5 separate regions of the Mus musculus genome follow, and all the other regions are linked to region 4. The links are chromatin loops, found by intact Hi-C in ENCODE. Cell type or tissue: left cerebral cortex. All regions are shown on one strand. Region 1 has its middle 110 kb from the start of Gm19757. Region 2 has its middle 290 kb from the start of Gm52914. Region 3 holds the start of Cntn4 (contactin 4). Region 4 has its middle 13 kb from the start of Cntn6. Region 5 overlaps Cntn6 (contactin 6).

Region 1 (5,000 bases), 910 kb before region 4:
GGGTTCTTCTTCTATGCAAGCAAGAAAATAGAAAATGGAATGAAAATGGCAAAGAAATATGTGTATCCTGGATTATATAGCAAACAAGCCAAGATGAATTAAATAAGTTAAATAATTCTATAACCAATGATGAGATTTCAAAATAAAGTCTTCCACTCTGCCCCTATACCACCCCCCCCAAAAAAAAAAGCTCAGGACCCTATGGATTTACTGCAGATGTCTACTAGAACCTCAGAGAAATGTTAACTAGTCAGAAAAGACAAAAAAGTAAAAAACTGATGTTCCTAATAAACACAGATATATTCTTTCTTTTATTTTTTTCCTGAAAACTTATTGTCCTCCTTCATGCATTAGACACGCAAACTCTCTCTTTGATTCATGGTCAATATACATTTTTGTGTGTAAGGTCATCCTACCATGTCAGTATAGAAGTGTTACATAGTCAACATCTGACTGTCACTATCACTTTGTAAAGCCATTGATATATTTTCACAAGAGCACATGGTACGCATGAACATACCTGTCAGTATACTTGTAGATTGTTCTACTATATAATCAGGGCTTGACATAGTGTTTGACCCAAAGAAATGTTATCTAATAATAAACATTGACACCAGAATGAACATGAGTTATCAACTTCCTTAGAAACACTAGCTCAAATTTCATAAAACTGGGATTTAGTCAATCTTGCAACTTAAAAATGTCTGTCAAATTTTCCTTTCATTGGACAGTAATTATACAATGATAGATTTCTATAAGTCACTGGTAATTTTTTTCTATTCCTAAAATTTAATAACTTTCTAAACTCAAATATCCAATTATTAGTATGTTCTCTGGACAATACAGTGATTTTTGTATAACATTTTAACAAAAATTATTCTTTTAAGGAAACAAAAATCTCTAGGCTAGCTTTTATTACCTTTTCCTATGTGTAAGAAGTGTCATTTAGTTAATCTTGTGTTTAGTGCAAACCATATGTGTAAATGCTGTTTCTATCATTATTTTATAGAAATGAGAACTGGAATATATAGAAATAAAATGATCTCTCCAAATGCACATATTATATAATGAATGATAAAGTTAATACCACAAAGCAGCACAGAATCAAGTCCAATGCTATGAACCAATGCCCGATATTGCATTCAATGCTCTAGGTAGCTACAGATCCACTTAAATATAAATCTTTTCTAAGACTAGTATGGTTTAGTCCAGGTCTAGAGAAGGAGAGGAGGGAGAATAGGGTGGTAGTTACTTGGCAAAGGTATTATATAACAAGCAAACTAGAACTACAGGAACTCAGTAAATATAAGCAAGATATTTAATTAGCTTGCTCCCACTTTCCCATATTTATATATAGTAAAGGCAAAAATAAAATGTAATTGAAATGTTTACAAAGCTCGAAAAATGGCACTTAAGAAGAAAAGTTAAAAAAAAACAACTAAAATATTTCTGACTTCTTGCATTTAAGCTCTGCATTACCACAAATAAGAACATTATTTATAAAATACAGCTGCAATAGTGCTTCCTGGAGATTAGCATAGAGAATATATATCAGCAATAAAACCATAAATGCACTAGGCAGGTGCAATATCCTAGCGGTGTTCATTAATACAGTGGTATTTGGGTCTGAGTACAACTTCAGATGCAGGATAGTTTTTATTGTCTAATCTTGGTATTTAAAAATGGAATTAGAATAGTATGTAATGGTGTGTAAAACTCTCTAAAATCTTGATAGAGTTTAAGATTAAAGTACTCTATATTCCTTACAAAAAAAATACAGAAAACACTGGCAAACAAATGCAATGAAGAATTTGGTTCTACTACTGACAGCCAACAACAGGCAATGTCTTGGACACATCTCCTTCCTGTCGTGTGTGTGTGTGTGTGTGTGTGTGTGTGTGTGTGTGTGTGTGTGTGTGTGTGTGTATTTATGTGTGAAAATATCTGTTTGCAGTGGCATTAATGAGAAAAAAATCATGTAGCTACTCTACTGTACAACTCCTTCCAGAGTCCCTATTTTTTTAATCCCTAACTGTTCTGTTTGTGGTTGCATCTTCCCATCTGAAAATATTCTCCATCCTAAGCCACTTGATATTGTCGCTAAAAATCTGTGTTAAGAGCATCTTTTTGACATATCATTCAGTGAAACTTCCATTCTCCGCATTCTGTAGTGCATGCTGTCATCTGAGGCTGACCATCTGGGTTTCTATAAACTCATCTAATGTACATAATGATTTATATAGATGAAGTGTTTTTAAGATTTTGCTTCAAGATCTTGTATCATAAAGACTCTAAGCCCAAACAGAAAGAATGAGCTTATATGAAGTTAAGGCTACTAATAAATTCATTTAATTTTTTGGTATTTTTCCTATATATTACAATGTGCTGTTTATGATTTTATGAATAGTCAAGTCATTTTTATTTATGAAAATCATATTTTTATGTTTCAAAATAATGACTCTTTCTCTTAATGGAAGCCTTGCAGTTGAATTATCAGGTTTCTTTGTCCATTATCGTGGAACCTCAGTTTAATTTTATTTAATCATTGCCCCAAGAGATTGTTTCCTTCCATCCTCTCAAGCATGGCTTAAAGATCTTCCAAAATATTGAATTTCTGAATCTACTAGGGGAAAACAAGAGAAGACCTTCATAGTTTAGACAGATGAAAAAAAAAAAAAAGCTGTCTGAGTTCCTCAGTAGCTCAGGAAATTGCCATATGAGGAGTGAAGATAAACTGCAGAAGTAGAGAAACAGTGTGCACAAGGCCATGGCTTCAACTCATAACATCTCCCAAACTGACAGATCTGAGTCTGTTTCAAATGTTACTGTATGTTAAAGGAAACAATCAGAATTGTAAGGAATGGGAAGGCAGGGGTGGGCTCTCTACCAGCTATTTACCTTGAGATTAGTAAACGGCCTTCAAATGAGAATCCTCTGAGCAAATAAGTAAACCATCAATCAAATGAACAAAGGATTAAGAAAATCTAATGCTGATGCTCAAAACCTAATACTGATCTTCTAGTCTTAAAGCTGAGACTTTCTCTTAACCCTGGGTGATCAGGCTGGTCAAACCTTCCTGTTACCAGGTAGGCAGGGTATCTAACCTTTTTCAACATGGAAAGTCTGAACAAAATGACACTTTGGCCACTGTCATTCTTTAAGATTAAGGAATCAAAGAATTCTAGGGAAGTGTGGCAGGTCTAAAGCACAAGTTAGACTTAAGGGGCACAGGAAAGGAAAGGCAGAGTGTGGCAGTCATCCCTCAGTAGCTGAATCTCCAAAACCAGGCCAGAAGCAGCAGAAGTTCAGGTGACAGTTACCAACATTTAGACAATGTTCCCATGTCAGGAGGATATTTTTTTCTAGCCAAATTTTAAAGTTGCAATGATTATGCATAAGACAAATTATATATATATACACACCTGTACTCCTGTAATTTATTCTTGGAAAAAGTTATAAACTGGACTATATTTATTTATAAACGAAGTGTCATGAAACATGTATATTGTAACTTTTGATGTCTTTGGAGCTCCATTTTTATCTTTTCAGTCTATAAACTTTAATATAATTATAATATAATGTACTTGCTATATTGCTTCATAATTTCTTTTACTAAAGAAAAAATTTCTTCACATGAAAAGAATACCAAAATATTTAGATATCCATTTAAGGTCTGTAATGCAGATGACTTAAAAAGACACTAAAATGCCATACATACATGTTTTATCCTTTGTAAATACATATATTTAAGCCATTTAAATGTGGACTTGTTAAGAAACCTGAAATTATTCATTGTATATCATTGATTTTTAAGTCAGTCTCAGCTTTATAACTCTGCCCCTTCTTTCTCTCTTTTCCCACGCCCTTAACCTTTGCACCTAAATCTATTCTAAAATGTATCATCCACAAACATTACCTTTGCTTCATAAAAAAGGACTCAAAAATTAAACATCTCACAACCAAATAATTAAATCAATACCCAGGTAAATGAACTGAGCATGTGTTTTTAAAATGAAGTAAAATGCCTTATTAATATGTAAACAAATATTTGATTCTTTTAGCCACCATAAAAAAATGTAATTCTGAAGAAACAGAGCTTGCATTTCACCCTAAACAGGATGGCTAGCTTCACAGAAGCAAATGGCATAAATGATACGATGATCCGGGGGGTGGGGTACGGGAATTGGACCCTGTGCATTGTTGATAGTATAAAGTGTATACCCAGTATGGAAATGAGTATGAAGTTTCCTCAGCATATTAAAAAATTATCACCATAGGTTTCTTCCATAGCATATAGAGCTATTTGCCAAGGAAATGCAAGTCAATGTACACTAGAGGTACTTACAAACCCATGTATGTTTCTTTTTACATAAACAAGTTTAGTGAATATGCATATGGATAAGTTTATGGAAGAAATATGACTGTGTAGATATTTGACTAATCTTCAAAGAAGACTCATGTATAGGCTTATCATTTTCAGAAAACACTGATAGACCTCTGTATTGCCACATTGAATGAAATAATTCAAAATTGTAAGAAAGACATGTAACAGTTTTTCTCTCTTGAGGAGTATGTTCAAAGTAGAGTAGAGGCTCTTGTAAGGGTTGTGAAAGCAGAATAGAAGAAATGTAGGGGACAGGTTAATAAAGGGGATGAACACAGAAGATATATATGCTTGAAACCTGCTGTGACACTTATGTGAACTGTGTAATTAAAATGAACTGGAAAAGAGTCTAAGCGCCAGAGGAGAGAGAGGCCCAAGGAATCAGACCCTCTAAATCAGCATGATGAATACACATATGAATCACAGAGGCTGACTCATTGTACATAGGGTCTGTATAGGTCTGAAAGGATAGGAGGACATGGAACCCATGGATAACCCAAAAGCAAACTCCAATTGCTAAATATCTGCAAGTGAAACTTTAGATTCCTCTAAGGGATTTTCACTAGGAAACAAAAAACTACAGTTAAAGATAGGTGCATGCCAGCAGAGGATGGGC
Region 2 (5,000 bases), 450 kb after region 4:
GTTCCTATTTAAACAGGATGCTTGCATTTTGAAGACAGCCCACAGGATTCGCAACTTCCACAGAAGCTCAAAACTCCCTATAGTAAAGTCAACCTTTTAAACTATAGTCCTTGATTTTCTTTTGATTTTTAGGACTTAGAAACATAGTACCTCTGTTTTTCCCCAGGGAGAAGAGAGCTGCAGGCCTGTATATATGGGAAGATGGCAGAATTTTTAAGATGTGCAAGGATATTTCTTAAACTAGATTTCTGTGTGTCTCATCCAGGATTTATGATGAAAAGGTAAAATAGAATTCAGGTGTTTTATGGAATTTTTAATTAAAAATTGGTGTCCCCTGTCATTTTCCAACACAATAAATCTGATTTTCTAAAACAAGCAGATTCTAAAATTTTGAGTAATTCTTGTATGTATGTGTCTCTGTTTCTGTGTGTGTATATGTGTATTTGTGTGTTTATGTGTTTGTATGTATGTATATGTGTGTATTTATGTATGAGTGTTTTGTGTGTGTTTCTCTGTGTATGTGTTTACGTGTTTATGTGTGTTTGTATGTGTATATGTGTGTGTGTTTGTGTCTCTCTGTGTGTGTGTTTGTGTGTGTGTGTGTGGAGTTGTGTTGTGTGTATAAGTTATATCTCACCAAGACTGTTCCTATCTTTGGAAACCAAGAGTCATGGGTAACCTTGCCATTTCTTGTACTTTTGGCTGATTGGTTGGGTTTTTTGTTTGTTTGTTTGTTTGTTTTTTGGTGTTATAAGTATTGGAACCTGTGCAAACATATGACTATGGTTTAGATGATATAAAAACCTGTTAGCAATAATCCCCAAGCCTCTAATTTTTGCCAACTTTTCAAAACCTTTCGATAACACCTAAATTTAAGCTTTGAATTTCTTTGTGATAAAAATATCTCTTGGTTTCTCTGGTCTGGGATACTGATATAGCACTATTCCTCTTGCTAAAGTGTTTATTATTATTACTATAGAAAGTATCATTTACCTTTCTCATTACTATCACAAAAGAACTGACAAGCACGTTAAGGGAGGGAAGGTTCATGGGCTTCATCTGACTCACAGTTTGAGGTTCTACAACTCATCATGACAGGGAAGGCATAGTTCCAGGATTAGGAAACATACATTGAATCTGAAGTCAGAAATTAGAGAATGAACACGAAGCAGGGCCATAATTTAAACTGGCAAGGCCCAAGCCCAGTGATCATTGTCTAATGAGACTCCACCTCCAAAGGGTTCCACAGTCTTCCCAAACAAACATCTTTTACAGAGTTTGAAATATTCGAATACATGATCCATGGGAGACACTTCATGTAGAAAACACATTACTGAGAAAGCTGTTTGTTTTGTAGAAACATTAGCTTTTAGTATGTGTCTTACTTCTTTGCTTTTGATTGCTGTGAACAAATACTAACTAAAATCAGCTGGAGATGAATTTATTTGGCTTTCAGAAAAACAGCCCATCATTGAGGGGCATCTTATCAAGAACTCAATGCAGGAATGGCAGCAGGAACAATAAAGAAATGCTCTTTACTGCCTTTCTTCCCCATTGATTGCTCATGTACCTTTTTTTATGTAACCAAGGGCCGCTTTTCCAGGATGAGTATCAGTCACACCAATCACTAATCAAAAAAATTCCCAATAGACCAGTTTAATAGAGACCATTTCTACACGACTACATGAGTCATTCTACCTGACTCTAGTTTGTGTTCAGTCAACAAAAAATTATCAACAAATGTTAAATAAGGATTCCCTTCTCTGCTAAACTTGGAACAGGCTCCATGTTATATTTATCCCAAGAGACACAGTGAATGCTATTGATTATTTTATCTAATAATGTACTAGTTGCTAAAGAGTTCTTCATCTAGAGATAAAATAAACCTACTTAGTTTAAAAGGCACCACATTCATAGTAGCTTAATCTGATTTATTTTTTCATTTCAATCACCTTTTGGTGTCATTTTTCAGTATTATCCTATTCTAAGCTCCATACTGTGGTGCCTGACGCGCTGTACCATTTCCTGAAATAGAAAATGTCTGAAGAAAAGTATGCTTCACTTCATGTAATAAAATTAACCACATAGGTTTGTCCAGGATCTGCATACTAAAAAAAGTAATTCATTCCCATTGTGAGAGCTAGTATGCAACATCCAAAAGAATTTAAATTCCTGCCAAAGGAGTTTAAAGCTTTAAATAAGTATACAAAATACGTAGAATCTATTCACAATTTTTTCTTATGTGTCCCTTAAGATAAGCTTAGTGTCACTCTGTCTATGGCATGAGCATCTAGCTGTCAATAAAAATCTTTTTTTGGATATAAATTAGAAAATGTATTCATCATAAAATGTTATATCCCATGTATCACCCAGCTTTTCTTATGTGCAAGATGACTGACTTATAGAGTGGAAATCTTTGTCTTGGCTCTCAACTTTGACACTAAAGTCTGTGGTAGACTGCCTTTGTTTGGCTTGGGCTTTGTAGCCAGGCATTAGAACATGCCATAATAGTGTGGAGATATAAATATATTCATTTCATAGCCAGGAAGAGAAAACAAGGAGAAAAATAAAGAGGGAAAAAGAGAGACAGAGGATATGATGGGGTTCTCAAAAGCTCATTTAAGGATATTTCCTCAATAAACTGAACACATCCTAGTAGGTCCAAACCTATCTTTTAAAGAGTCTGGCCTCCAAAGGATGTTAGAGTAAGGATTAAGTCTTTCATATGTGGGACCTTGAGGGACAATAGCTTTCAAAATAAAACATCCTGAGTATACATAAAAAGAAAAAAAATGAAATGTGTTTTTTCAGAGCCCAAAGCTAGGAAATCCAAAGATCAATGTCTGATGGGATTCAACCTTTTGTGAGGACGTTCTCACTGACTTCTGGACTGTCTCATTGCACATGTTTTCTTCCCTGAGGATACATGTGTATAGTAGTGGTTGGCTATTGTCCTGTTCTTATAATGCTACAAGCCACAATATATCAGGGTAACATTAATGAACTTGATTCACATATAAAATTTCAATCTTCAGTCACAGTGAAGATTTTAAAGAGCTGTGAGATATGCATGAGGCAGGGTATAATTAGTCCACAGCAAACTGAGATTCATCAGATCTTACCAGGAAAGTCGTCCTGTTTATAGCCAATTCCTGTCCATATCCATTAGCTTCCATATCATACCTACTGCTACATGTCTTTAACTTTGTCACATTATAATTAACAAAATGAATCATTGTGTCGACTTTTCCCAAGGTTCAACTTCTCAGGATTTTAAGACTTTAATGTTCTGAGTATTAAGACCCAGAGCTCAGTCAGTTTGAGAAATGCCAGGCCTAGTAACAAGATAATGAACAAGAAAACAGAAAATATATTAAACTTAGTGTTGGACATTTTTACTGCATAATCACATTAATACAACTACATTAGCATAGAGAAGTTGGATTTAAATTTGGGATTGTAGAAAAAAAAATTTTGTTCTGAAAGAGTAGTAAACTCAGTGCTCCAAGGTATGCTAATCATAAAACAGATAGTGACATTCCTCCACCCACCCACTTCCTGAGTTCAAGGAGTATTCATTCAAAGAAAGTCACCCTGACCATAACCGGAAGCTGCAATGCAAATGTGCTATTGTTAGGGGCTCTTAGAAACTGTCTTGAGAGTTAACAATTACCAGGTATTCCTTGTGACACCCGTGACTTTGTACTTCCTTGTGACTCTTATCTGGTATTTTTGGTATTTTCCAACAACGCCCTTCCCACCTCCTTGAGTTGTGTTTTTTTTTTTTTTTTCCTTTAAATACCCCCTTACTCAGCTACTTGGGGCGCCACAGTCCTCTACCCCTGCATGGTGTATAACCGTGGGCCCGAGAGCGCTCTTGAATAAAAATCCTCTTGCAATTTGCAGCAAGACCGTTTCTCGTGGGTGATTTTGGGGTGTCACCCCTCCTGAGTCAGAACATGGGGGAGGCCTCACGTTGTGGGTCTTTCAGTTCCAGTATTATTTTGCTTCTAAAACTGTCTAAGGGGAACTAATTATTTACTTTGTGATGTTGGTTCTCTTAAGAACTTCTTTCTAGTTCCCAAACACTTTCTACAAATAGTCTGTTCTTGGCATCAGGCACTTAGAAACAGTAGGACAAAAACTTCCCAAAAGAATAAACTTTACCCATCATTTGTTCTTACACCTGCTAGTAAGCCCCCTACTGTCTTCCTTTGGCTACTTCTGGGTTTTTTTGGATCTAGAAAATCAATACAATAATAAACGCTATGATTATGACTAAGAATTTAGAAAGTGAATATAAAACTGTCCCCAAAGAAATTTCATCTGGCTAGTAAAAATGCTTATCAGTGAACAATTTATATTCACATATTTTAAGAAGTTCTTTTTAGTGCATTTATATGTGTGTATGTGATTCATGTATGTGCACTTATGTGTGTGGGTGTGCACATTCATATTTCATGAACATATTATCTCTTCTAGACTGGGTGTCATAGGGATTGAACTCAAATATTCAGGCACGGCAGCAAACGCCTTTACCTACTGATCCATCTTGCCAATCCTACATTCTGAGTTTTTGAAATTACTAAAATAGTGGTCCTCAGGTGAAAGCAATATGTCAGTCCAATATCGGGGACACACAGCACTGTTAAAAATTCAGTTTTCCTACCAGATGCTTTGTGAAGCACTGTTAAGTGTTTTTCAAAGTTGTTCTTGCCAACATTGCATTCTGTCTTATTCATTATAAAATATTAAAAATCAAATGTATTTTCCTAGCCAGGTATGTTGGCATATACCTGTAGTTACAGCATTAGAAGTTAGGGTCAGGATCAGGAGCTACACTCACCTTGTTTTAATAGAGAAATTCTTATTCTCTGCTTCACTACTCTAGGTTTTTATCAGTAATCCAGGTAATGTGATTTTTCTAGTAGAGAGTGATGTTACCCAGCTTTGCCCATCTGTGTGGTTACCACCATGGCGATGTGAATAATAAATGTCTC
Region 3 (5,000 bases), 1.2 Mb before region 4:
GCCTTTGTTTCAATTTCCAGAGGCAACTTTAACAACAGGTGACTTCTCTGAGTTGTAACCTCTATTTCAAAAGAGCTCTCCCAGCTTGCAAGCAACCAGAGTGTTCCACGCTGAACAGTAAGGAGGCTTATCATGATCTCTTATACCAAGACAGGCAGTTAAAGTCGGGGAAAACCACTGTTTTTGTTTTTATTTTAAGTGACAGGAGGGGGTGAGTAGAGTTTAATAAAGCAGCAATACTCATGATCTTAGTGAACTAGGTTTTTGAAACTCAGCTATGTTTCCTACTGCCTACAAACTAGTGGAAATTCCCAACCAGCTCTGAATGAACTCTAGATGAAGGCGCCAGGAGCAGATATAGAGAGAAATCTGAGTTGGCTCTTGATCACCCAAGGCATGTCTGTAGTCTGATGTGATGCTCTTTTTCAAACCCCTGAACAGAGACAGATAAAGCCTGCTCCCCAGGAAAGCTTGAAACATTGCTTAGGAATCCCCCGACCCCACCCCCACCCCCATTTACAGCTGCTTGTGCTCCTACTGTGCTAAGGAGCAAGAACCAAAGAGCTCCGTATGCCAAAGCATCTAAGCGCTCAAAGCGCGTTTCAAATTATTCTATGTAGGTGTCCAAACGAATCAGTCCTGTTGTGTTTGTTCCTTGAAACATCCAGCGCCCGTCACCGTAAATTACTGGAAATGCCCACGCAATTAAAAAGTACCTGTATTCTGAAAAACAAGTCCCGCCCCCGTATTGGTTCCTGTAGGAAACTAGAAAAAGTTCAGCGAGGGGACTCACAGGACCTGCCTTACAAACAATCCTGTAAGGTGCCACCAAGATCTGGCCTGCCATCCTCCAGGCACTCCACACTGCCAGGATTATCAGTTACACTGATTAACCAGGTCACAACCTCCGCAAACCTTTGCCAAGGGAACTTAGTGCCTGAGGCTCACAAACCAGCCACCTTATCTTCCCAATGCTCTCCGCAGCATCCTTGCAACAGCAGGAGCACTGTGCTACAGAATGTGTTCATGCATCAGGTTCTGCTTGGTTAAGGAGACTGAGGAGCCTACCTGTGTCCACCTAGCCCACGCCTTTCAGTTTTAGTAAATATATAGACACTAGAGAAAGGTAAAGAGCAGAAATGAAGGAAGAATTTTGAGAGCAAAAGGGTTAAGGGTTGGCATTTAAGGGATGCCTGAAGCCCATCTCTCTTGCTGCTTGTACAGCAGCGGCTAAGATGCAGTTAGTTACCTTTGCCTTCCCCAAAGAAACTGAACACCCTCCCCTCCCCATAAGCTATTGGAAATACATGCTGCACCTACAAGCTGTCAAGTGCCCTCCACAACACAAGAGACCTGGTCAGTGTTGTTCAGTGCGAAACAATCACTGTGCTTTGCAAAGAACCATGCACTGTGTGGGCACTCCAAAAAGGAGCGTTTCAAAAGGGATCACTCTATCATGAGTCCCAGTCTCCGGAGCCCTGATGTCCAAGTCCCTTCAAATTTCAGCCCAACTTCATCTGCTCATACTAAGGGTTGCACCCAAAGGGTATGGATACCCAGGTACCCACAGCATTAAAAAAAAAAAAGAAAGAAAAAAAAAGAAAAAAAAAGAAGAAGAAAGAAAGAAAAGAAAAGAAAAAGAAAAGGCAAGAAGGCGCCCACGGAGCAAAGGCGCACAGAGAGGGCAATCGCGTGACCCAGCTGAAGACGCTGATTTTAAAGGTTCTGGATGCATGTTCTGCTATAGGCTCTTCGGTTGGCGGTCGTAAGGCAACGCAACAAACTTCTTTTCGCAGTAATAAAGGAGAAAACTGGTCGCCGTGAGGTAACAGTGTCATCCAGGGGATGGGGGACTGCTACATGCCAGGTAGAGTTTTCTCACCTCCTCGCAGCCTCCCGGACAGCCCTGCAGGAGCGACAACCCTGGGTACTAATCTGTCCATCCCTAGCCCTTAAGGACCATGCTCTTATATCCCAAGCCACAGACCAGGGTGCCTGGGACAGTGCGCTCCAGAGTCGGGCTGGACTTACCCAAGCACAGCGCCTAGGAGAACTGGGCTTGCTCCACCGCCAACGTCCGAAGGTCCCGGCGGAGTGGCAAAAGCTCCCTACTTGCGACCAATCCTGGTTATGAACCTTGTGCTCTGTGGCTGCCGCGCGTTCCTCTCCCTCCCTGTGCTGGTGGCAGCTCTCAAAACCCGGCGCACCTGAGTTCAGGCTGCAGCGGTTCCTTTGCAGCCACTAGCGGAAGACTCATAGGGAGGGGGCGAGACAAGGGGAGGGCGGGGGCGGGGGCGGGGGGGAGCGCTCAGTGGAGCTGGGCATGCTCAGTGAGCCACCAGAGGCAGTGGACCCTTAGGCGTAGCACCTGCACCGCCCTGCCCTGGGGAGGCGACCCCGAGTACCCACGCGGGACACTGGTAAAGGGGGCATTGTTGGACATGACTAGCTCTGTCTGGTTCCTGGAGAGGGACATAAAGGGTGTGTTTGTGCTAGGGTACAAAGAGAGGATGGCATCTTCCTTTGCCACCGGAGTATTGGGGAACTAGGAGGTGCGACCGGCCTTTGGCTTCCTGCACAGTCGGAATCCGGAGGATCTTTAAGGTGGTGTGGCCGGGAATACCACCTCTGGGCTGAGAATCGCTTCGCATGGGTTTGGGATGAGCGGTAGTAGTGGACTAGACAGAGATGGCTTTAGGGTCGGTTTTATTTGCTTATTCTTAGGTCAAGGACATCGGCCAGACAGTGATAAGGACAGGAGCTGGTGTCTTAACCGGAGCAACAGACATTCAAGCTGAATGAGGCTGAATGAGCACAGAAGGGGGAAGGGGGAAGAGGAAACACTTGCGATAAAATAGGTACAAGGATCAATATGTGGTGTATGGGGGCATACTAAAAGCGTCGTTATTCAAAAGCAGGTGTAGCAGTTAATGACAGTCCTGTGGTCATTACACAGGGCTCTACGTTTCCTTGCAGAAATGGCTCCCTTCATCCCAACTCTAAATTTTGAAGTAGACATCGAGACTGGGAAGGAAGTCTGAGCCCCCTTGATCCCTGTGCAAAGGCAGAGGGGAGGCAACTCAGTGGAGCACATCTGGAAACCATTTACAGTAATCCCAAGAGAGACTGAGTTTTCTCTCCCTGGGTGGAAACAAAGCCCCCCGGGAATTTTACAAAACCCCAGCCTTCCAGTGCATGTCTCAGCAGATCAGAGCTACATAAACAACTTCTGACCATTTACACAATCATACAAACCTACCCTGACATCTCCATTATGTGGGAAAGATGTTAACTGGAAAACTATTTTTAAACTACTGTAGTAAGCAAACACTCCACTCCTCTAAACACATGCGGCAACCTCCTTAATTGATATAAGTGATTTTGTTGTATCTTTAGTCTCACTTTTGGGTTATTATTGGTTTTGATTTTTAACATAATTCATTCTTGAAAAATGAGCAAATGTTAATGAGGGAATAGCTATTACAGGTGTTTCACGGTTTCTGAAGTTAATGCTGGAAGAAAGAGCCCCTGACCTCATTTTCAAAGTACTTAAATCTAGAGACAGACTTAAGCCCCTCCCCTTCTCTCATGGGAAGGAAATTTCACAGAAAAGAAAACTTGGTAGTGTATTTTCCCTGGTGAATTATTAAAAATGAATGGTTTCTAGTAAGTTTGATGCACCTGCCTGATCCATGATTCTGATAACTTTTACTGCATTGCTTTACTTTATACTATATATATGTATATATTAATAAAGTATATTATATATACATACATATTTCTCTTTTTGTAATTTTTAGATTAACTTTTATAACTAGCATACAAAACAAGTGGATTAATTATTGCTTTTACATATATGTATTGAGTATTTTGTCCTGTATATGTCCTCTCACTACATTCCAGAATCCCTCTGTTTCCTTCTTACACCCAAACATCCATAGTCTATATTCTATTTTTAACTAAGTCACAGGTACACACAAGTGCATGTGCGTGCACGCACGCACGCGCGCACACACACACACAGATTCATAGATAGATAGATAGATAGATAGATAGAGAGATAGATATAACTTTTATATAGGATAGTCAGCAAACGCTGATAACAAAAACTGCCTAGCTTAGGAGAAAAACCTTCTTTTGTGTACTCATACACTCAGCATATGCTGAGAAAACATGGTATCATGACATTTTAAGCTCAATATATAATTAAGGCCAGTACAAAAAGGAGAGGAGAAAGACTGCCAAGCTGCTCCTTCAGCAGGAGTAAAATTGAAATAATTTTCTAAGTGTTGTGACCAGTATGAGAAAACTCCCGTGACTGTGTCCCTGAATTTCAGCTCTAAATGTTTCATTCGTTCGTTCTCTTACCTTTAATTCTTTCTCATGACTGTGACTGTGTGGGAGGCTTTGTACTCTAGCAAATGAAAGGAAGCTCAAATATGACCATGACTTAGTATCTGCTCAAGAGATGACCATCTAGTAAGGAAACCAGTGTGTATCTAGAGAGACAGATCTGGGTCGGGCTGCTGGGATGTCAGCTAACTGATAAGCTGGGGGCTGGGGATCTTTCTTTCCAGTGGCCTGCATCTAGTTTAAAATAAAAGCAATAATCCAGTCCCGATTTTCCATCCTGCAGGGAAGAAGCAAAGCTACCTCTGCCAAGAAAGCCAGCTTCTCACTGAAGCTCTCCTGATTGGGGAGTGTTCCTAAGAGAATCAGCCTCTGCCAGGAGATGGAAGTGGCTTATTTTGAAGACAACATCCTCACACGTGTGTGTCCCTGTATATCTGGGACCCCCAGCTAAGTGTCAGTTCCTTGCTCAGAGAACCTGTGATTGGGATTCTCTGGGGGGAAATGTTCAAAATGAATCAATTATCACCACCAGCAGAGAGTTCAATACCACTGTACAGGGACCCAGCTTTGTATTAGTGCATGAATGAATTACTGGTACTCATGTCATTTGCAAATAACCATCATTATAGCGCAGTGGAAAATTCCCC
Region 4 (5,000 bases):
TCTGTCCCTTGATTTTTGAGCCAAAATGTCTGAATTGCCTTGACTGATTATATATGCATAGAAGGCACAGTGCACTACCTCTTGACCTAGGCTTTGAGGACTTATTAGGTGTTTCCTCCTAGACTGGCTCACATGAAGGAATGATAGCAAATGCTTGGAGCAGAGACATACTGCTTAATGTATAAGCCTAAGTGGAATGTTGAGTTTCTTACCCAAGCCCAGGCTACTTGATCTGACACTCTGCTCTTATAGACACAGAAAAAAAAAAAAAAAAAAGACTTATGGTTGCTGTAAGCCACTGACTCCTGAACATTTCCATGAAATAATCATTGGTGAGGACAATTCTTATCACCCACTGAAACCAACTAGTCTCTATCATCCCTAGGGCAGTGTATTGGTCATGGGCTTCATACCTCTGGTCCCAGGTGAATAATTTATTTAAAATTGTGATCTTGACTTTGGGACTGAGAGAAAGGAAAAGCTGAAGAGATATCTCAAAAACCAAGGGTGATCCCCACCCCTGCATCTATGTGGGTCTACTACATTTTTTATTAACTTCAATGCCAGGGGCTCCAGTGATCTCTTCTAGCTTCTGTGGCATGCACAAATATATGACTTACAATTAGTCAAACAAACAAACAAACAAAAACCACATATAGGTAACAAAATAAAATCCCCTTTTAAATAATGAAATTAAAGAAAAAAAAAACATGATATTGAGTTTCAATTGCCAATTTCATGTAACCACCGTAAAAAAAAGACATCTCTGGTTGTGTCTATAAATGTGTTCTAAAAGAGATTTACTAAGGATGTAGGGTGCACTGTGATGTGAATGGTACTGTCTCATGATATCAGAGGCCATGGCTGAATGAAAATGAGGAACCAAATTTGTGTACCCTCTCTTTCTGATTCTAGGTGCTGTGTAATCATCTATCTCATGCTACTGCACCAATACCTACAAGCAAACAAAAGCACTCATCCTCAAATTGGGAGCCAAAATAAGTTGATTCCTTAAGTTGATTTGGTTGTGTGTTTTGCTACAGAAAAAAATATTATTCCATATTCTATGCATTATTAAATTTCTCTAAAATACGAATGAATGATCATTAAATACTATGAGAAGATCAAAGAATTATACTCACTGCCAACTTAAAGCCATTTACCTATAATAAGCATGAAAAAGTGACTTACCTATTGGTCTCTACACTTTAGGGTGTATATGACCACACATTTCAAGTTGCTAGTTGTAAGAAAGTGGAATTTTGAGAGAGGAGAGAGAATTGATATAATTCCCATCTCTTCTGGAACAATGAATTGATTGCCTTCTTTGAATATTGATCAGGCATTACATGATGAGTTTTTCCTTTGCCTCTTTTATGTGTGTAGGACACACACACACACACACACACACACACACACACACACACACACACACAAGTTAGAATCAAGATTCCATGAGCATGAAATATTCTGGAATTGAAGAAAGTCCCGAGCAGGAAATGAGGGCTGTAACAGAAGAAGCATTGTCAGATAACTCTGTGATATCTTGGATGAGACATGAGCTTGAATATGGTCAGGCTAGGTAAATTTGAAATTGTGCAGAAAACTGCACAGAAAATATCCTACCAACTTTGCACTCTCAGATTCACTGATAGCTTCCATTAAGTTCAGTCTATAACCAAGCAAGCTTCTGGACTGAGCAAGCCTCCAATATAAAAGAACAATAACTTGGTGAAAATCGGCCATCTCAATATATTTTGTTTGAGGCCTTAATTGACATCTATCATCTCATTGCTTTTGCCAGATTTAAATGTCTCTCATCCCTACTGTCAATTGACCTTTTAAAGGTTGCTTGAAAATTTGTATAACCAGACTCTCTTCCCTAGAGAGATTGCAATCTTTTGTACTTTGCTCATGAGCAACTTCCTTACAGTTGTTGCCTTTCCCACTATTACTATAAAAATCCATTCAGAAGACCTCTCCAGTGACTTGTCAGGCTGGTAGAGATATTCCATGATGATAGCACTCTAAAAGAATTTGTGCAACTGTGTGAGGTGATTAAGGATATTCCTACCCAAATACCAAATGCCTTTTTTTGGTTGTTGTTCAATAAAATATAATTATTAAAGACACCAGGTAGAACTAATGAAAAGGGTTTTTTGTTTGTTTGTTTGTTTGTTTGTTTTTGTCTTATGGTTTCTTTTTGTACTCCCGTGAAAATCTTCTGTTAACATTTGGAGCTATAATTCTAACAAACATGAAACACAATTGAAATATATATATATATATATATTCTTCAAATTGGAAGGCTCTGTAAATACTGTTCCTTGTCTATATATTTTCCTCTCTGTGGACATGACCTCAGATCATGTATAAATCAAACACAGATAGTACAATCTATTCAATGAATGCTGTTTTCTTGGAGTTGTAAGCTCATGTGAGGTCTTGAATAGTTTATTCCAACATTTTATTTGAATGGCTGCCTTTTAGTCATGGGGGATTGGGCAAAACTGGTGAAAACCACTATCATTCACCCACTGCTAGTCATCCTTTGTCAATAAATGCATCCCTTGGTGTTAGTAAACAACACACAGTGCAAAATAAAAATAGATCAATGAGCCATGCCCTAAGTCTTCAGGTTGTGAGATAGCCAAGGGTCTGTAAACAGGAAGGAAAAATCTATATCATGAATAGTTTTGAATTCTAAAGATTAATCACTCTTTCCTTTCAGTTTCATAATGTCCATTAGAGTCATGATGTCAGAAACATGTGGTTGTACAGCTAGAAGAATGATGTGACATTGAGGAGCCATAATTGACTACCACAGCAGCTAAAATCAGGCAGAAAGCAGTGGCAGTTGTCCATGAGTGGTCAAGGAGAGAAGCTACTCTATATTCAAAGTTCATTCATTCCCTTCAGTCAAGTGATTCTTTTCAGTATGAGAGACAAGTGTTGCTTGCAGTGTCTGCCCTCTTGTGGACAATGATCTGAAACAAAAAGGAAAAAGAGGTTAGGAGAGGAGAAATAGGCTTATGTCCAGGAGCCCATCATCATGAATAAAAGTTTCTCAAGTATAAATGCCATTCTCCTCCTTCTATGACCTTTTACTAACCAGATAAACCATTCATCATGGGACAGGGATCCATGTATAGTCATAGTTCATGAAATCTCCCTATAAGAAAAGTGAGTGGACAGTTCACAGTTTTGTGTTCCAGAAAGATTTCATTTGCTCAAAGACATTCCTGAGATGAAATATCATTAAACATGTATTAATTATGGGGTGCATCAAGATTTAACAGTAATGAAACTTATCTTAGGTCCTGATATACCATACTCCTTTTCTTTCTTTTGGTTAATACTTCCAGAAACAATACATATTTACTGAAAAATCCCAAAGTCTATCAAATTATGTACATATTTCTTGGTGATTAGCAGTGAGATAATTTTTAGAACATCCATATTGGAGGGTATACTCCAAGTCTAATAGGTGTGTCCTTAAAGCTGCATTTCTATAGCAGTCCCAGTTCTTTTAAAGTTGTATCACTTTTAATATGACATGCATTCTTTTCATAATAAGACATCTATTATCAATTATGTGTATTTGTTGCTCAATACTTTAATAAGAATAAACATTAATATGTTACACAGTGTGATATATTTTATAATTTCTAGATAATAAAATTTCTATAAAATACAGTATCAAAGAAAATTAACATGGTCCAGACTAGAGTGAAACATGCCATATCCAGGGGTCCATCCCATAATCAGCCTCCAAATGCTGACACCATTGCATACACTAGCAAAATTTTGCTGAAAGGACCCAGATGTAGCTGTCTCTTGTGAGACTATGCCAGGGCCTAGAAAACACAGAAGTGGATGCTCACAGTCAGCTATTGGATGGATCACAGGGCGCCCAATGGAGGAGCTAGAGAAAGTACCCAAGGAGCTAAAGGGATCTGCAACCATATAGGTTGAACAACAATATGAACTAACCAGTTCCACCACCCCCCCCCCCCCGGAGCTCGTGTCTCTAGCTGCATACGTATCAGAAGATGGCCTAGTCGGCCATCATTGGAAAGAGAGGCCCATAGGTCTTGCAAACTTTACCTGCCTCAGTACAGGGGAATGCCAGGGCCAAGAAGTGGGAGTGGGTGGGTAGGGGAATGGAGGTGGAGGGTATGGGGGACTTTTGGGATAGCACTGGAAATGTAAATGAAGAAAATACCTATGTAAATGAAAATGTAAAGGAAAAAATGATTTTCATTTATAGATAAATAGGTATCTTAGTCAGGGTTTCTATTCCTGCACAAACATCATGACCAAGAAGTAAGTTGGGGAGGAAAGGGTTTATTCGGCTTACATGTCCATGCTGCTGTTCATCACCAAAGGAAGTCAGGACTGGAACTCAAGCAGGTCAGAAAGCAGGAGCTGATGCAGAGGCCATGGAGGAATGTTCCTTACTGGCTTGCCTCATCTGGCTTGCTCGGCTTGCTCTCTTATAGAACCCAAGACTACCAGCCCAGAGATGGTCCCACCCACAAGGGGCCTTTCCCCCTTGGTCACTAATTGAGAAAATGCCTTACAGTTGGATCTCATGGAGGCATTTCCTCAACTGAAGCTCCTTTCTCTGTGGTAACTCCAGCTGTGTCAAGTTGACACAAAACTAGCCAGTACAATAGGTAATGACATTTACTGTGCTGCCTGCTTTATTTTCTGATAAATATTGAGGAAAAAAATCATAAGAACAATGCACAGAAGTATTGATGTGTTCCATATCCCTCAAATATGGACTTAACACAGATGGTGAATTGGAGACTATCAGAGATTACAGTCAGTAAAACATGATTAGTTTACAAAATTAGGATGCTAGGTTCTGTGCCCAGAGATTGTGTTACCTGTGGATTCTAAACTGAGATTGTGTGGTGTTTTCCTTCATGTGGTAACTCAACTGGGTTCCAGAGAAAGGTATGGTATGGTGGCAGAGTGTGGTATACAAGAGC
Region 5 (5,000 bases), 280 kb before region 4:
TATGTAAATGTTTGGATTATTTCAGACATCATGGTCCTTCTGCATAACAGGGATATTACACGATATAGAATCAGAGAGGAAATTCAAAATACTAATTATTGAAAAAGTAGTTTTGATGAAGTTTCCAGTTTATCTTATAAATTTTCAAGAATATTAATAAATTTTTTACAGCAAAATGAAAATGTCAACACCAAAACCAGAACTATGAAAACTGAAAACATATTAACAGTGATATTTAAAGTTTTAGTATGGTATTTTTTCAAAAATATACCTCCCCACTCAAATAACAGTGATCATAGTACAGTTATGTGTTATTTATATGATGTAGAGTGGAACATTTGTATTACATTGAGCCACATTTGTGGTATATTGAAAAGCAAGTGGTTTTGTGATTCACTGGGTTCACTGAATGGGGGTGAACAATTATGTATAGTCCTATTGTGAAATATCAAATACTTGTGTGTTTTAAATTCAGTCTAATGCATAGTTAGCCATGTATTTGAGCTATTCATATACAATTAAATAACTGAATATTACATTTCTCATGTCAAAAATAACAACTTTGTATTAGGTTTGTGTGTGTGTGTGTAATTATGTGTGTGTATGTGTATGTGTGTGCGTTTAATGAGCTGTATGATAAAACATTTGAAACTTATTAATTTATAAATTTTCTATTAACTGAGTATATTTCGAATGAATGAAATGGTTGCAGCAGTCTATGTCTACCCCTCAAAGTACATTTCCTGCCTCTCACCACTTAATGAACAAGCAATAACCCTGATTCTACTTGGTCATGTTCAAGCCTTGCTGACAAGTATACAGATTCAAGTGAAGGCATTCTTTACTCTGGAGATAGATCCTTTTTAAAAGTCTTTCTCAATGTCAAGAGACTATTGTTATAGATAGAAAAGTAATTCAACACTGCTTATCAAAGAAAAGAAACTGTGTTTAAAAAGCTGGGAAATAAAAGTAATATTAATAATAATCATTAATTGAGTAATTACTATGTACCAGGCACTATGACAGGTGGCTTCCATATGTCATCTGAGTTAATGCCTCAGCTGGAAGCTTCTAACAATGCTAATTACCTGTTCAGAATGGTACTCACGTTTAGACAGATAATTTATACTAAATTATTACCTGCCAATTTTCCTTGACTTGAAGTTCCAGTGGAGGCTAATTAATTGTGATCCACCCTCTAATCCTTTTCAGTTGCCACCCTTTCAATTACAAGCACAGATGATTCTTCCCTCCTTCTGTAGGTTCAGCCATTCCTTTAGATTCTACCTGGTTTGATTATGTTGATGATACTAGCCTTGCCATGTAGACTGGCGGCTCTGTTATTACGTTCAAATTAGATTTCTCTAATATTTTATTTCATTCTTACCTTTCATTTTATGCACAAAGTTGTGTGTATAGGTGTGTTAGGGTGCTGGCCATCATATGTGTGTGGAAGAAGGTATATAGATTGGAAGGAAGGTTTTCTCTCACCACGTGGTCGCTGGGGATTGAACCCCGGTCATCAGGCTTCATTGCAAATGCCTTTATCAGCTAAATTATTTCACTACCAATAAAATGATATGAATGATATATTTGGCATATGGGTCAATAAGGCAAAATCTAACACCTTAAAACACAAAATAAGAATCCTAAATGTCTTTAGGTTCAAAGACAATAAAATATACACAACAAAAATATCACACGACAATGGTTTCACAAACAGTGAAGTTAATTTAAAATCTTCAAATTAAAAAATTAAACTCCCTGTGAATATCTTGGGGCTACAGAGAAATTTGACTGGTCCACATAATGGAGATTAAAGTTAAACTAGATTTATAAGGAGTCAAGCTATCCGTGCGGTTACTTTTCACTCTATCTACACTGATGAATATTCTATTTGTATTCCTCTCTCAGTTAAAAACCTCTCCCTGCTTCTTTCCACTTTATAAAGAATTCAATCTTCAATGCAAATCTTAATAGTAAAGAAAACCAGCCCAAAATGATTTTGTCTTCCAATGTTTTCATGTATCCTAGATAAGGACACATTTCACCTTGTCGTTCACAATGAGCATCGTTAAAGCCTTTTCTTTCTATATTCCTATTTTATAAACCATTTGCTTATAATGTAAGTTCTAAGAGTTTGAAAGTACCACAGATATAAAAGCAAGCCTTTCCTTTCTCCCTTCTTTTTCTTCACTCTCTGTTTGTGCTTCTTAAATAAGCAGTGCCAGAAACGAAGCCTTCCCGTTCCATTCTCTCACATAGTTATGCTTTTTCAGAGTGAGCAGCCTATTAATTTTATCCAAAGATAGAGAATGCATTTGTTAACCATCTGGCCTAGTTTAACCTGAATTGCAAGTTAAATTAAAGCTTTCCACATGCCAGTGGGAACTATGCTTCAATTCAATACTTTTAGCCCATAAATAGAATTTTCATTACTAGTGCTATTTGAGAAAGCTTATATTTCTACTGGATTTCTTAAACTTAGTTATCCACAGCTTAAATCCAGGTCATCCCAAGTTTTCAACTAGAGACTCATACAGACAACCTGTCTCCTAAAATGCTTGTGTTTGGGATTTTTCTTAACTTAAACCTTAAAGAACACTCCGCCAGTGACCATTTTCAATCAGACAGTGGATTAGCATGGCAAGATCGCTGAAGAATGCTTTTGTTAAATTTTAAAGCTGTGCAGCTAGCTGCTTTGATTTCCTCAACTTAAAATATTCATTTAAAAAGGCCTGGAATGTAAACATCTCCTTCGGGGACATAATGCCTCTAAATTTCTGATTTCCATGCCATCATTGTGGAAAGATTTCTTGAGACGTTTAAATATTGTAATGATTGTGTTTGCTCTTCAGTGGTTGCTTTGGTAAAATGTTTGTGTACTATAAATCTTAAGTTTCCATTCTCAAGGATTGGAGAGTTGAGTTGACCATGAGGGTGGAGCCCACATGAATGAGATTAGTGGTCTTTCACCAAACAAGATCATATTTCAAATGACTATGAAAAATTGAGTAGGCTTTCACCAAACACAGAATCTTCCAACTGCCTCATTCTTGGACACTCTATCCCTCAGAAATTAGAGAAATATAATTCTAGAGATTATGATCCATGTAGATTAGTATTTTGTTATGGTAGTCTGAGGGAGGCAACATTAGGTTTCATTAGGAAGGAGATGTTACAAATGCATTCTTAAGCCACAGTAGCTGAAATTTCAAATCCACAAATGGTTTGTTAATTATAACAGAAGTGAAGAATTTCACCTTCACTTGCAATGAAATAACATGTGAGAAATGTTTATGACTTAGTGTTGGTTACATTACTTCTCTAGAGAAATGTCATGTTCACTTGCACACACATTCAGCTGAGATTCTAATTGGTAAATAAGAAGATTGAATTAGGCTGTGATAACAATAGAAAATAACAGTAAGAGTAGATGTTTTAAAATAAAGTTTAAACAAAATAAAGCTAAAATAAACTAACTACCAAGATTATATTACTAACAGGAATCAAAAGGGGCCATTGTCTAGAGTCAATGATTTCATTACTGATCTTTTTTAAAGGTTTATTTGTGTGTTTGTTTGCCTGAGTTTATTTATGTATATGATATGAAAGCAAGCATGCAAGCAAGCAAGAGGATGCCTATAAAATCAGAAGACAGTGTCTAAACTTATGCAAAAGGAATTACAGGTGGTTGTTAAACCACTGGATATGGTTGCACGGAACTTAACCCAAGTCCTATGCTAGAGATGCCAGTGTTTTAAGTACTAACATTGAGCCATCATTTCAGCCTCTACTGATTTATATCTAAGGAAAGCCAGTATTATTTTACAAATAATTTATAAACAGCTCCATCATTTTAAAATATGATAGAGCTAAAAATGATACCACATTTAGCACAAATATACTGTGTGCATAATTTATAATTAACAGTAGTTCTAGATTCATACCTCTGCTACTCTAGAGGAAGTGAAATTTTGTCATGTTATTTAGAAAAGCAGGAGCTTGTGGTCCCTCAATTTATTTTTTATCTTATCTCAATTAATTGATTATAAATCTTCATATAAAGTAGGTGGCAATAAAATTGTACACTAACGTTTAATTATTCTAACAATATAAGTAATATTTATTTAGTATATATTATCTGTCCTGTATTAGCAAACTCTAACAAAAAATACTTTGAAAGCGAAACTAGTGTTGTCAACATTTGAAGACAGATGAATAGATAGTTTGCACGTATTCAAATCCCTTCTTAGAATTGGAAACAATCACCCATGGAAGGAGTTACAGAGACAAAGTTTGGAGCTGAGACAAAAGGATGGACCATCTAGAGACTGCTATATCCAGGGATCCATCCCATAATCAGCCTCCAAACGCTGACACCATTGCATACACTAGCAAGATTTTGCTGAAAGGACCCAGATGTAGCTTTCTCTTGTGAGACTAGGCTGGGGCCTAATAAACACAGAAGTGGATGCTCACAGTCAACTATTGGATGGATCACAGGGCCCCCAATGGAGGAGCTAGAGAAATTATCCAAGGAGCTAAAGAGATCTGCAACCCTGTAGGTGCAACATTATGAACTAACCAGTACCCCGGAGCTCTTGACTCTAGCTGCATATGTATCAAAAGATGGCCTAGTCGGCCATCACTGGAAAGAGAGGCCCACTGGACAGTAAACTTTATATACCCCAGTACAGGGGAACGCCAGGGCCAAAAAATGGGAATGGGTGGGTAGGGGAGTGGGGGGGGGCTTTTGGGATAGCATTGGAAATGTAATTGAGGAAAATACGTAATTAAAAAAAATAAGAGAAAAAAAAAAGAAAATAAAGTAGAACACCAAGTGTTCCATAGTCATTAAGTACTAAAACACCATGCCTCCATTTCTCCTGAAAAATATATATAACAACAAAATGAAGTCAAACCATGTCAGGAATAATCATAGGACAAGCTAATGACTAGCAGGTTATATTCCTGAGATGAGTCTGATTCGAATTAAT

What was found. Hi-C counts contacts between places; a loop is a spot of excess contacts. Peaks named below come from ENCODE experiments on the same cell type or tissue, not always from the same donor. Only the 100,000 strongest peaks of a DNase experiment are listed, where the experiment ranks them.
Region 1: a loop joins it to region 4, with 2.4 times the contacts of the local background. A loop is called at or near these places in 2 of 42 quality-filtered maps.
Region 2: a loop joins it to region 4, with 5 times the contacts of the local background. A loop is called at or near these places in 4 of 42 quality-filtered maps.
Region 3: it touches region 4 in a loop (2.5-fold over the local background); 2 of 42 quality-filtered maps call a loop at or near these places.
Region 5: a loop joins it to region 4, with 4 times the contacts of the local background. A loop is called at or near these places in 3 of 42 quality-filtered maps.

The regions. Positions count from the first base shown.
Region 1 is chr6:105,383,000-105,387,999 of GRCm38, reverse strand. No RefSeq gene overlaps it. Among named protein-coding and RNA genes, the nearest start is that of Gm19757, 110 kb to the left of the region's middle. In left cerebral cortex, no CTCF peak of the experiment used is centred here; a DNase peak (open chromatin) is centred at 2,168.
Region 2 is chr6:104,032,121-104,037,120 of GRCm38, reverse strand. No RefSeq gene overlaps it. Among named protein-coding and RNA genes, the nearest start is that of Gm52914, 290 kb to the right of the region's middle. In left cerebral cortex, no CTCF peak of the experiment used is centred here; DNase peaks (open chromatin) are centred at 2,089 and 2,372.
Region 3 is chr6:105,674,922-105,679,921 of GRCm38, reverse strand. Cntn4 (contactin 4) reads right to left here and starts at 2,177. Exons shown (of 26, transcript NM_001109749.1): 1 at 2,032-2,177. It overlaps Gm15631 (predicted gene 15631), which reads left to right and starts at 2,341. Exons shown (of 3, transcript NR_132434.1): 1 at 2,341-2,420; 2 at 2,725-2,858; 3 at 4,637-5,000. In left cerebral cortex, a CTCF peak has its summit at 2,387; DNase peaks (open chromatin) are centred at 1,424, 2,237, 2,853, 4,602 and 4 more places; H3K4me3 peaks cover 4,715 bases; H3K27ac peaks cover 3,432 bases.
Region 4 is chr6:104,477,405-104,482,404 of GRCm38, reverse strand. No RefSeq gene overlaps it. Among named protein-coding and RNA genes, the nearest start is that of Cntn6, 13 kb to the left of the region's middle. In left cerebral cortex, a CTCF peak has its summit at 2,973 (motif pointing left); a DNase peak (open chromatin) is centred at 2,949.
Region 5 is chr6:104,758,685-104,763,684 of GRCm38, reverse strand. The region is part of intron 7 of Cntn6 (contactin 6); the gene reads right to left. Among named protein-coding and RNA genes, the nearest start is that of Gm40393, 100 kb to the left of the region's middle. In left cerebral cortex, no CTCF peak of the experiment used is centred here; DNase peaks (open chromatin) are centred at 2,320 and 2,567.